2 separate regions of the Homo sapiens genome follow, and region 1 is linked to region 2. The links are chromatin loops, found by intact Hi-C in ENCODE. Cell type or tissue: dorsolateral prefrontal cortex. All regions are shown on one strand. Each heading gives the region's core, and the rest is flanking DNA. Links, peaks and the distances in the headings are about the cores only.

Evidence for each region. Hi-C counts contacts between places; a loop is a spot of excess contacts. Peaks named below come from ENCODE experiments on the same cell type or tissue, not always from the same donor. Only the 100,000 strongest peaks of a DNase experiment are listed, where the experiment ranks them.
Region 1: it touches region 2 in a loop (6-fold over the local background); 3 of 110 quality-filtered maps call a loop at or near these places.

The regions. Positions count from the first base shown.
Region 1 is chr20:61,050,388-61,055,759 of GRCh38, reverse strand. No RefSeq gene overlaps it. Among named protein-coding and RNA genes, the nearest start is that of LINC01718, 26 kb to the left of the region's middle. In dorsolateral prefrontal cortex, for the core only: no CTCF peak of the experiment used is centred there; no DNase peak of the experiment used is centred there; H3K27me3 peaks cover 736 bases.
Region 2 is chr20:61,097,537-61,102,908 of GRCh38, reverse strand. No RefSeq gene overlaps it. Among named protein-coding and RNA genes, the nearest start is that of LINC01718, 21 kb to the right of the region's middle. RefSeq lists an enhancer at 555-1,754. In dorsolateral prefrontal cortex, for the core only: no CTCF peak of the experiment used is centred there; a DNase peak (open chromatin) is centred at 2,959; H3K27me3 peaks cover 2,796 bases.

The DNA.
Region 1 (5,372 bases), core at 324-5,323, 47 kb after region 2:
CGTCACTGTTTCTCCAATCTGGTCCCATCTGGATTTGCTTTTAATTCCATGCAGTCTGGGGGCTAAAGTAAAACATTTTGCTTCCCTAAAAATAACTAAGGCTTGGTAATACTGAAAAGAGCCATTTGCATGTTTACTGTGGAAGCCACATGGAAATTAAAGTTCTATCAATTCTAACATAGAAGCTCTCCTTAAATGTAAACACCCACATGCAATTTACTCTGTTTGGAAGTGTGTACACAAAACTGATACCAAACAGTATTAAACGATCATTAGTGACAGACCACTGAGGCTTTCGGGCTGGTGCCTCTTCAGGCTGAAGATGCTGCTGAGCAGTCAAAATGCCTGGCACTGCTCCACGGAACCCGCTCCCGCTGTGGGTTCTGGATGTGCCTGGCTGTGCTTCAGTCCTCGGTGGCCATGAGCTGGAGTGACACTGTGGGAGAGGTGATCTGTGTAGTCTGAAATCAAGTCTACTTGTTTAAATATGTTAACAGGACTCTCTACAGAGCAGAGAGTTGACAGCGCACAGGCAGAGGACCTGTGGGTCTAGTGCAGCATGAGGCCATCCTCCTCACCCTTTTCTTCTGCATCTCCAAAGCTCTGCCCCACATTCTGAGTCCCTCAGATTGGGTTAGTCCTGCCCCCCAATCCCTGTACTCTGACCATGCCTTGAAATGTGCTTTTGTCGTTTATAGGTTTGACAGTTTTCCTTCCAGCTGTAACTCCAGTCTGAGATCTGACAAAAAGCAGGTATCCATCCATCCATCCATCCATCCATCCATCCATCCATCCATCCGACAAATGATATGGAACACAACTGCTATTCATCTGCCAGCTTCCTTCATTATAAAAGTTGCAATAGAGTGGGGGTGACAGAAAATGAGCAAGGGGAAAATAAGCACATTTGTGACCGAAGAGGGAGCAGTGGGGCTGGGTTACACCTGGGGCCTGGACGCTCCACTCTGGTGGTTAGTGGAAGTCTCCCTGCAAGGTGGACTTCAGACCAGGCTGAAGGAGAGGAATCCAGAGAACACCCGAGGAGCCAGTGAGACCAATGGCAGCAGCCGTGATTGATTTGGCAGTGATTGGGTGCCTGGCACCGCCCAGGGGTTTTGAACCCACATCCCTCATTTCATGTCACACTCTGCTGGCCTGTGGCTGTCTCTACTCTCTGCAGTGGGCCTCTGAGGCTGAGGAGGTCATAGGACCCCGTCAGTCACTGGGGGAAGCATGGTCCCTAGCACGGCTGCCTGACTCTGAGGCTGTGCTTGGAGTGGACCTCAGGGCTAGCCCAGCTTTCTTCATCAAGTGCCACGTCCCGTGATGTCCCGGGATGAAGAAGGGCTCCCTCTCACAGTGTCTCCCTCTGGTGTCCATAAGGCGAGAGGTGGAGAGGGCTTTCTTGGTTGAGCAGGTGGTCTCAGATGTCCTATTTGGCAAATGGGGGGCATACGCTCATCTCCCAGAATTTCTATGAAGGTTCAATGAAATCTTGATGATGTGAAAATTCTGGGAGTCCAGCCAAGGACAGCATCCAAGGTAGTTGCTTACCAGAGTGTGTGTGCATTTTCTGTTTGTGTATCTGCACACCTCTGGGGGTGGAAGTCCCTGCTGGGCGGCACGTCCACAGGCCCACGAAAACCTCCCAGACAGCGGGGCAGCTTCCACCGTGGCCACCTGGGAAGGCCCCGTGTCTGCTTCCTCCTTGTGGGTGGAGGGAGGGGGAAAGCGTTTCTTTTTTGTTTTGTAATTCAGCAAGCCAGCCCTGCTTCCCAGGCCTCCCACCACACTTTCTGCCACCTTCTCTGACCTACCTGACTAGGAAGTCATCCTTCTTTCTTTGAGCATTTTTTGGATTAAAAAAAACAAAAACAATAAAACTGGCCATTCCCGACAAGCAATCCTCTTGTTTATTGATTTGCCCTGTCAGGTTCTTTTATGCAGACATACATTTAAGATAAAACTTCAGTCTCTCCTTTCATGACAATCAATAATGCATTGTGCTTTCTGGAGCATTCCTGTGTCCATGTGAGATCTGTGCTGGCTCTTGGCCTCCCAGTTCTTGGCACGTCCCATTCCCCTGGGTCACCTACTTCCAGAGCTACAGTCCACTTTCTCTTTCTGAAAGAGGACATTAGAGGGCCAGCTGGAAGCCACCATCTCTAATTGCCAATTAAATTCCACAGTGTGCTTTTGATATTACACCTTCTCGCAGCTTGAGGATCTCTGTCAGCAGGTGGATAAGTAGCCCATGCCTTGACCAGAACGCCTCACACTATTTCTACCTCAAAATTCCTTCCGTCCTCCTTCCTGACATCCCTCTACAAAGCAGGAGTTACAGGTGTTGGGAGAGCAAGTCCTATGTCGCACAGGTTTGCTGAAAAGATAAAGGATGAATGGAAAGACGAGAGCAGTGTGTGCCACACGTTCGCTTTCCTTCCCAGGCATGTGTCTGTGCCCTGGGCCAAGGGCTGCCCTCCTGACTAAGCCAGACCAGCCCAGGGGCAGATGCGGCCAGGTTCTTTCTGTTTCCAAGGCTTTAGGTTTCTCAGATGGCCCAGACCTGGCAAACCTCGTCTGAGTCTATTGTGAAGGGAGAGACAGAGGCTTGTGATGCCTGAGACAGTGGTCTCAGAGGTGGTCCACCTGCCTTCATATCTGCAAATGAGGAGCAAGGGCATGTCCCTTCCCAGAGGGCGGGGGCCAAGCCCAGGCTGGGGCGATGGCCTGGTGTGCGTGTGGGTGAGGAGGAGCACTAAGCCAGAGCAGGCCGCCTGTTTTCCCGGGCCAATTCCCCTTCCTCTGGAATTCATTCACATTTCCCACGAGGGATTATACCATCAAATCCATCTCCATTATGGCCAAACGCCAGTGCCAGTGAGGCAAATGAAGCTAATTAATGACTTCCCAGAGAGGAACCTGCATCCCAGGGCACCAGCTAAACCAGCACTGACTCCTGTCCCCCAGCCCCACCCAAAGGCAGGGGAAGAAGTGGCTGGTTCTTGACTCCGTGGGTGGGGGGGACACAGGAACCGGGGGAAAGCACTGTACCCCCTGTTCAGCAGCCCCCCGAGGGGCTTCCCCAGCTGCTGCACAGGGAAGCTGGAGAAGTACGAGTTCCCCGACAATGATTGTAAACTTAGTGGCTCCCTGGATGAACCAATTGCTTCCTGCGGTAGTAAAATGAACAATTCATCGTAGATTATTTGAAGGCAAATCACTTTAAGTGTAAGAAATAAAAAGACAAATTGGCAATTGAATTTTGTGTGAGAACATAAGTGGGTGATTTGCATTGGCGACTGTGCCGGAAGACTTAGCTATATGGGAAGGAAAGAACCGACGAAATGGGGTCAGCCAGAGACATCGTCACCGATGGAGCTCCGAGGGGTGATGGGGCCAGATGCACTGGCCCCTTTGCAAAGCTCTTTGCCTCTCAGCATGAGGGAGTGAGAGAGATCAGGTTTCATAAGGAGGGATTAGCCCATGAGGACCCGAGCAGCATGGTCAACAATGTAACTGATTTTTATACTGCACGTTTTAATGGGACAAATATTGATGTTGTCTAGAATCAGTCGTTCTTGGGTTTTATCCAGTTCCCCAGAGCTCCTGTGATGGAATCTGTGGCTCCATTAGTTCCATTTTTGAAGGGTGAGCCCAAGAAGCAATTGCCTCTTTAAATTGCCAAGGCTCTCCTGGGACAGAAAGCCACATGCCAGAGCTCTGTTGAAAAACAATCACATATAGCCAGCCCCGTCCCCTGAGGAAGCCTCTTCTGGGTTATTCTCCTGTATGGAAAAAGGCCTTGGGAATCTTCTGGATGGAATTCCCACCGATCTCGCTTATAATAGGTATAGCTGGAACTGGTGATAATAGGTATCGCTGGAACTGGTGATAATAGGTCTCGCTGGAACTGTTGATAATAGATATCACTGGAACTGGTGATAATAGGTCTCGCTGGAACTGATGATAATAGGTCTCGCTGGAACTGGTGATAATAGATATCACTGGAACTGGTGATAATAGGTCTCGCTGGAACTGGTGATAATAGATATCGCTGGAGCTGGTGATAATAGATATCGCTGGAACTGGTGATAATAGATATCGCTGGAACTGGTGATAATAGATATCGCTGGAACTGGTGATAATAGATATCACTGGAACTGGTGATAATAGGTCTCGCTGGAACTGGTGATAATAGATATCACTGGAACTGGTGATAATAGATATCGCTGGAGCTGGTGATAATAGATATTGCTGGAGCTGGTGATAATAGGTCTCGCTGGAACTGGTGACAATAGGTCTTGCTGGAACTGGTGAAAATAGGTCTCGCTGGAACTGGTGATAATAGGTATCGCTGGAACTGGAGACCTCGCGCAGCACGATGCCCCTCCCCATTCTTTCTTAAACAAATATTTAAAAAAATATCAACTATGACCCCCCTGCTCTGCTTGGAGCTGGAGATTTAACTGTGCTCACTAACCTCATGGAGCTTGATGGGGCAGGAGAGAGACACAGTTCCTTCTGAGCAGATCTGACAGAGGCCTTGGCATAGCTGGGCTTGATTGACTGGAAGGGTGGCTCGCCCCTGAATCCATGCCTCTCTGTGTTGAGAAGGGCACCCTAAATACCCACCTCCTAGCCCTAAGGCTGTCCTTAAGTCCCTGTAAAGACGGCGTCCTCGAAATACACCAATCACCAGTGCTGTGAGACATGGAGAGAACTTCTATCTTAAAAAAGGTCGTGGGTCCAATATGTTTGGGAGTGTCACCAACGTGGCCAAGTGTGTTTACTGCAAGGCTTTTCAGGGCCTTTCTCAAGCCCATAAGTTCAACCTCAGTCTTCCAAGGAGGACAGAGGATGTTATGTTTCCCAACAGACGTCATTCCCACTTTTCTCACGCTTGTCTGGAAACGCCCTCTGTAACTGGGGTCTATTGAGAACAGTGTGAGGGTAGATGCTCCTCTGTGGCATTCCTGTCTGGTGATTCCCATCTTTGGGTGAGCAATTCTGGTGGCGGGGAACACACTATTTGCCTATACCACGTGGGGCCTGATAGCTTCTGAAGCTCTGTGATCCATATGTCAGCATCAAGATGTTTGCCTGAAGCATCTTGAACCCAGCCTCCCCCTGCCTCCTGGGCCAGTGAAGAACTGTCCTTTGCAGAGACTTCCCTGTTCGAGTGGACATATCCTGCTCCTTCTATGCTCCCTCATATTACATGAGCACATCTCATTACCACCCTGGCCATGCCCCTCAGGACACTGGCTGGCTTGTCCCATCACGGGAGAATGGTTTGCATAGACATCTGCGGAGTTTTCCAAGGGGGAGTTGCAAGGACCACCTCCAATGGGCCTATCACCTCCAGCTTT
Region 2 (5,372 bases), core at 88-5,087:
GCTGCGAGGATTTGTGAGGAGAGGCCTGGAGCTGGGAGTCTAAAAGAAAATGACTGCATCAGGCACCAGAAATCTTTCTGGAGGTGATGAAAATGCTCTAATATTGGATTAGGTTGATGATTACACAGCTCTGTAACCATCAATGTTATTAAATTGATAACATTTTTAAGCTTTAATATTGAATCATATGCTTGAAATGGGTGAACTTTCTGGCATGTAAATTATACCCCAAAAAAGTTCTTAAAAATAATTAGAGGAGGTGGCCATCTGCCTTAACTCAGGGTGTCTCCAGGTGTGGCACAGGACGTAGAGGAGGTGGCTGTCCACCTTTACTCTGTGTGTCTCCAGGTGTGACACAGGAATTAGAGGATGTGGCCATCTGCCCTCACTCGGGGTCTCCCCAGGTGTGACACAGGAATTAGAGGATGTGGCCATCCGCCCTCACTCGGGGTCTCTCTAGGTGTGACACAGGAAGTAGAGGATGTGGCCTTCTGCCCTCACTCGGGGTCTCTCCATGTGTGACACAGGAATTAGAGGATGTGGCCGTCTGCCCTCACTCGGGGTCTCTCCAGGTGTGACACAGGAAATAGAGGATGTGGCCGTCTGCCCTCACTCGGGGTCTCTCCAGGTGTGACACAGGAAGTAGAGGAGGTGGCCGTCTGCCCTCACTCGGGGCCTCTCCAGGTGTGACACAGGAAGTAGAAGAGGTGGCCATCTGCCCTCACTTGGGGTCTCTGCAGGTGTGACACAGGAAGTAGAGGGGGTAGCTGTCTGCCCTCATCGGGGTCTCTCCGGATGTGGCACAGGACGTAGAGGACATGGCTGTCTGCCCTCACTTGGGGTCTCTCCAGGTGTGACACAGGAAGTAGAGGAGGTGGCCATCTGCCCTCACTCGGGGTCTCTCCAGGTGTGACACAGGAAGTAGAGGAGGTGGCCATCTGCCCTCACTCGGGGTCTCTCCAGGTATGACACAGGAATTAGAGGATGTGGCCATCCACCCTCACTCGGGGTCTCTCCAGGTGTGACATAGGAATTAGAGGATGTGGCCATATGCCCTCACTCGGGGTCTCTCCAGGCATGACACAGGAATTAGAGGATGTGGCCGTCTGCCCTCACTCGGGGTCTCTCCAGGTGTGACACAGGAAGTAGAGGAGGTGGCCGTCTGCCCTCACTCGGGGTCTCTCCAGGTGTGACACAGGAATTAGAGGATGTGGCCGTCTGCCCTCACTCGGGGTCTCTCCAGGTGTGACACAGGAAGTAGAGGACATGGCTGTCTGCCCTCACTCGGGATCTCTCCGGATGTGGCACAGGAAGTAGAGGACATGGCTGGCTGTCCTCACTCGGGGTCTCTCTAGGTGTGACACAGGAAGTAGAGGAGGTGGCAGTCTGCCCTCACTTGGGGTCTCTCCAGGTGTGACACAGGAATTAGAGGATGTGGCCATCTGCCCTCACTCGAGGTCTCTCCAGGTGTGACACAGGAAGTAGAAGATGTGGCCGTCTCTCCTCACTTGGAGTCTCTCCAGGTGTGACACAGGAAGTAGAGGAGGTGGCTGTCTGCCCTCTCTTGGGGTCTCTCCGGATGTGGCACAGGACGTAGAGGACATGGCTGTCTGCCCTCACTCAGGGTCTCCCCAGGTGTGACACAGGAAGTAGAGGATGTGGCCATCTGCCCTCACTCGGGGTCTCTCCAGGTGTGACACAGGAAGTAGAAGACGTGGCCATCCGCCCTCACTCGGGGTCTCTCCAGGTGTGACACAGGAAGTAGAGGAGGTGGCTGTCTGCCCTCTCTTGGGGTCTCTCCGGATGTGGCACAGGACGTAGAGGACATGGCTGTCTGCCCTCACTCAGGGTCTCCCCAGGTGTGACACAGGAAGTAGAGGATGTGGCCATCTGCCCTCACTCGGGGTCTCTCCAGGTGTGACACAGGAAGTAGAAGACGTGGCCATCCGCCCTCACTCGGGGTCTCTCCAGGTGTGACACAGGAAGAAGAGGAGGTAGCTCTCTGCCCTCACAGGGGTCTCTCCAGATGTGGCACAGGATGTAGAGGACATGGAGGTCTGCCTTCACTCGGGGTCTCTCCAGTCACAGGACTTGTCAGTGGGGTTTTGTTTTAAATACAGTGTTTGGGGCCTGCCTGCCCAGTAACCAGACTTCTGCTGTGGAGCCCGGGGATCTGTCTGGTGTCCTATTGTCTTGCACAATCTGTACATGTACCAACGTCTGAGAACCTGCTCTGCACCTGTGAATCACCCTCATGGCCACCAACCCACAGCCTCATGCTGAGTTCATCACCCCGATCACTCCACAGCTCCTCCTGCGGAACCTTTCCACGGGTGCAGGGAAGGGGGTGCCGCTGTGCCAGGCCCACCAGCACCTGCTGGACCCCTGAGTGAAGGCCTCTCCTGCTCCCCTGCAGCCCAGCCCTGTCTCTATGCGGCTTTCTCAAGATAACCTGTGCTCACCCCTGTTTTTCAGTAGTTCTAGAAAGCACTGTTCAATAACTGGATGCTGCTTTAGCAGTTTGGACAAGGAAGTTTGGAGCAATTTAAATGTTAAAAACAGGAATCCTTATATTTTGATTAGTATTACTGATTTCCAAAAGAGACGTTTTCCTTTCAAAATCCGAAAAGAAGAAGAGTGGAAAGCACCAGGGAGAAGCGTTTTGGGGCCATCCGTCCTTCCAGGACTTCCTTCCAGATACTGGAGGCTGTAAGACCCTGCTGAGCTGCTGAAGTCAGTTTCATTTGACTGCATGGTTTACAGTAAATAGCTTGGACAACTCGGAGAGGAAGTTAATTTATCCTCTTGCTGGAACATTTCATTAGATCAGGGGTCTCCTTTTCTTTCAGTCAGCCAAGAAATTGGAGCGAGCAAGGACAGGGAGGCGTCCGTGAAGGCCAGACGTGCCGGCTCCTTTGTGCCGGGAGTGATGGAAGGAGTCAGTTTGGGCAGCGCTCCAGACACGCCTTCGCTGCTCTGTGCAGCCTGTTTCTTCTTCCTTTTCTTTGCTGGCTGAAAATTCTGGATACTTAGTGGAATAAGTGAAATTTTGTGGGGCGTAAGACACAAGAGGGCAACGAGGTGGGATGAGGGGAGGCTGGGCTTGCTTTTGCCTGGGTGCCCGCCGCGACTGTGCTGCCTGCTTCTGATGAAGCTGCTACCTCTGAACGCAGCACCCCGAGGCAGTGCTGAGTTGGTGGGAGAGGCTCTGGCACCAAGCGAGGCCTTGGGTTCAAAAGGCCTGCCTCCAGGCACTAGCTGTGTGACTCCAGGCAGGCAGTTTCTTCCTCTGAGTCTGTGAAAATGGATTTAACTGCAAAATTCACAGACCCTTGATAAGGTTAAATGCAAAGGTGCCCACCAAGGGCTCTTATACCTGAGGACCAGGAGGCAGTGGCTGAGAAGACTAACCTGGGAACCACAGAGTCATGCCTATTCCTCTTGCAAAGGGCTTGACCTGGGTGGTGATTTAACCCCAGTGCAGCCAAACGTAAGGCAGGGAGGCTGATATCCACCCCTCCAGGCTGGGATCTCACGTCAGGGCACCCAGCCTGGGACCAGGGGTTGCATCAGAGGCTCCCCATCCTCACGTGGGATTCTCCTTCCTCCAGCCCCTGGCTGGAGTGCTCGGACTCTGTGGTCAGATAACCCTGGAGCTGAATTTCATCTCTGAGTGTTATCAGCAGCATGGTCTTTTTGGCGAGTTATTTCGACTCTCTGAGCCTCCTTTTTATCTTTTAACAAATATTTATTGAATACAAAATTTGTGCCAGACACTGGGTAGGTATGAGGATATTGATAATGAACAAAAAGAAGCATATTTTCAAGAGGGGGTGGTAGGCATTAAGCTCTGATAAATGGGAGGCTGCCACCCAGGGGCAAGACACGGATGAACCAGGGATGCTCACAGGGGCATGCTGAGTATGGTGCTGGCCCCACCACAGTGCCAAAATCATGGTTTGAGTCATTATTATTATTTGTGCTATTACTATGACTATTATCACCCATGCATTTTAGTCCTTCGTAGGCATGAACCCTTAATCAACATTATATATTGCTGCTATTAGTAATTATTTTCCAGCATTATACACACGTGGGAGCTGTCAGACAGGGGAGAGCCCAGTGTAGCCAGACCTGGGAGGGTAAAGCTACCGATAGAGACACTGCTCAGCCTTTCTTGCTGCCTCCTTTACCTTGGTTTAAACATGGTCTCCCCAGAAGTGGAGCCAGCATCTGATGTGCTTCAGGGTCCAGCATTGCCAGGAAATTTCTTAGAAATGCAAATTCTCAGACCTGGTAAATTAGAAACTGTAGGATGAGGCCAGCGCCTGTGTGTCAGGAAGCCCTCCTGATGACTTGGTTGCTGGCTAAGTTTGGGGTCAGTTGGTCCCCCAGGGAGGGGAAGACCAGGAAGCCAGACAAGCTGCACATCTGAGGTAGCACCTTCAGCTGCATAGAGAAGCATCCTGAAGCCTCTCCAGAAGTCCAGCAGATGTTGGTGTCATGCTTGTTCATCCTGCAGAATCATGAGCCAATCAAATCTCTTTTCTTTATAAATTACCTAGCTTCAGATATTTCCTTATAGCAATGAAAAAAAATTGTTGGACAGGGTGGATATGTTCTGGAGAGCTATTGTAAGCGCGGTGACTGTAGTCAATCATAATGAATCCTATACCTGGAAATTGCAAGACAGTTGATCTTAAATGTTCTCACCACAAAAAAAATGGTAAGTGGCTATGTTAATTAGCTTGATGTAATTGTTTTACAATGTATACATGTGTTAAAACATTATGCAATGTAGTATACTGTAAATATATATAATCTTCATTTAGCAATTATACCTTAATAGTGCTGGGGGTGAGGGGGGAAGAGAATTGTTTGGAGCCTGCAGGAGATGGAGGGAATGGAAAAAAAAGGAAAGAAAGAAGAAAGGTTTAACCTTCTTTCCATGTTCAACAAAGTGTACATAAATGGGGATGTCCCTCTGTTTCTCCAGGGTGAAGGCATTTCAGGATGTGAGAGGGAAGTCAGCCTTGCTAAGTGTTGGACAAGCACTGTGGGACCTCCCCAAGGAGAGAGAGATTTACCTCTTGCCTTTCCCATCCTTTCTTTCCTTTCTCTCCCTCCTTCCTTCCTTCCTCTCTTTCTTTCTCTCTCTTTCTTCTTCTTCTTTCTTTCTCTTTCTTTCTTTCTTTCTTTCTTTCTTTCTTTCTTTCTTTCTTTCTTTCTTTCTTCCTTCCTTCCTTCCTTCCCTCCCTCCCTCCTTCCTTCCTTTCTTTCTTTCTTTCTTTCTTTCTTTCTTTCTTTCTTTCTTTCTTTCTTTCTTCTTTCTTTCATCTCTCTTCTTTTCCTCTTTTTTTATTTTAAAAAAC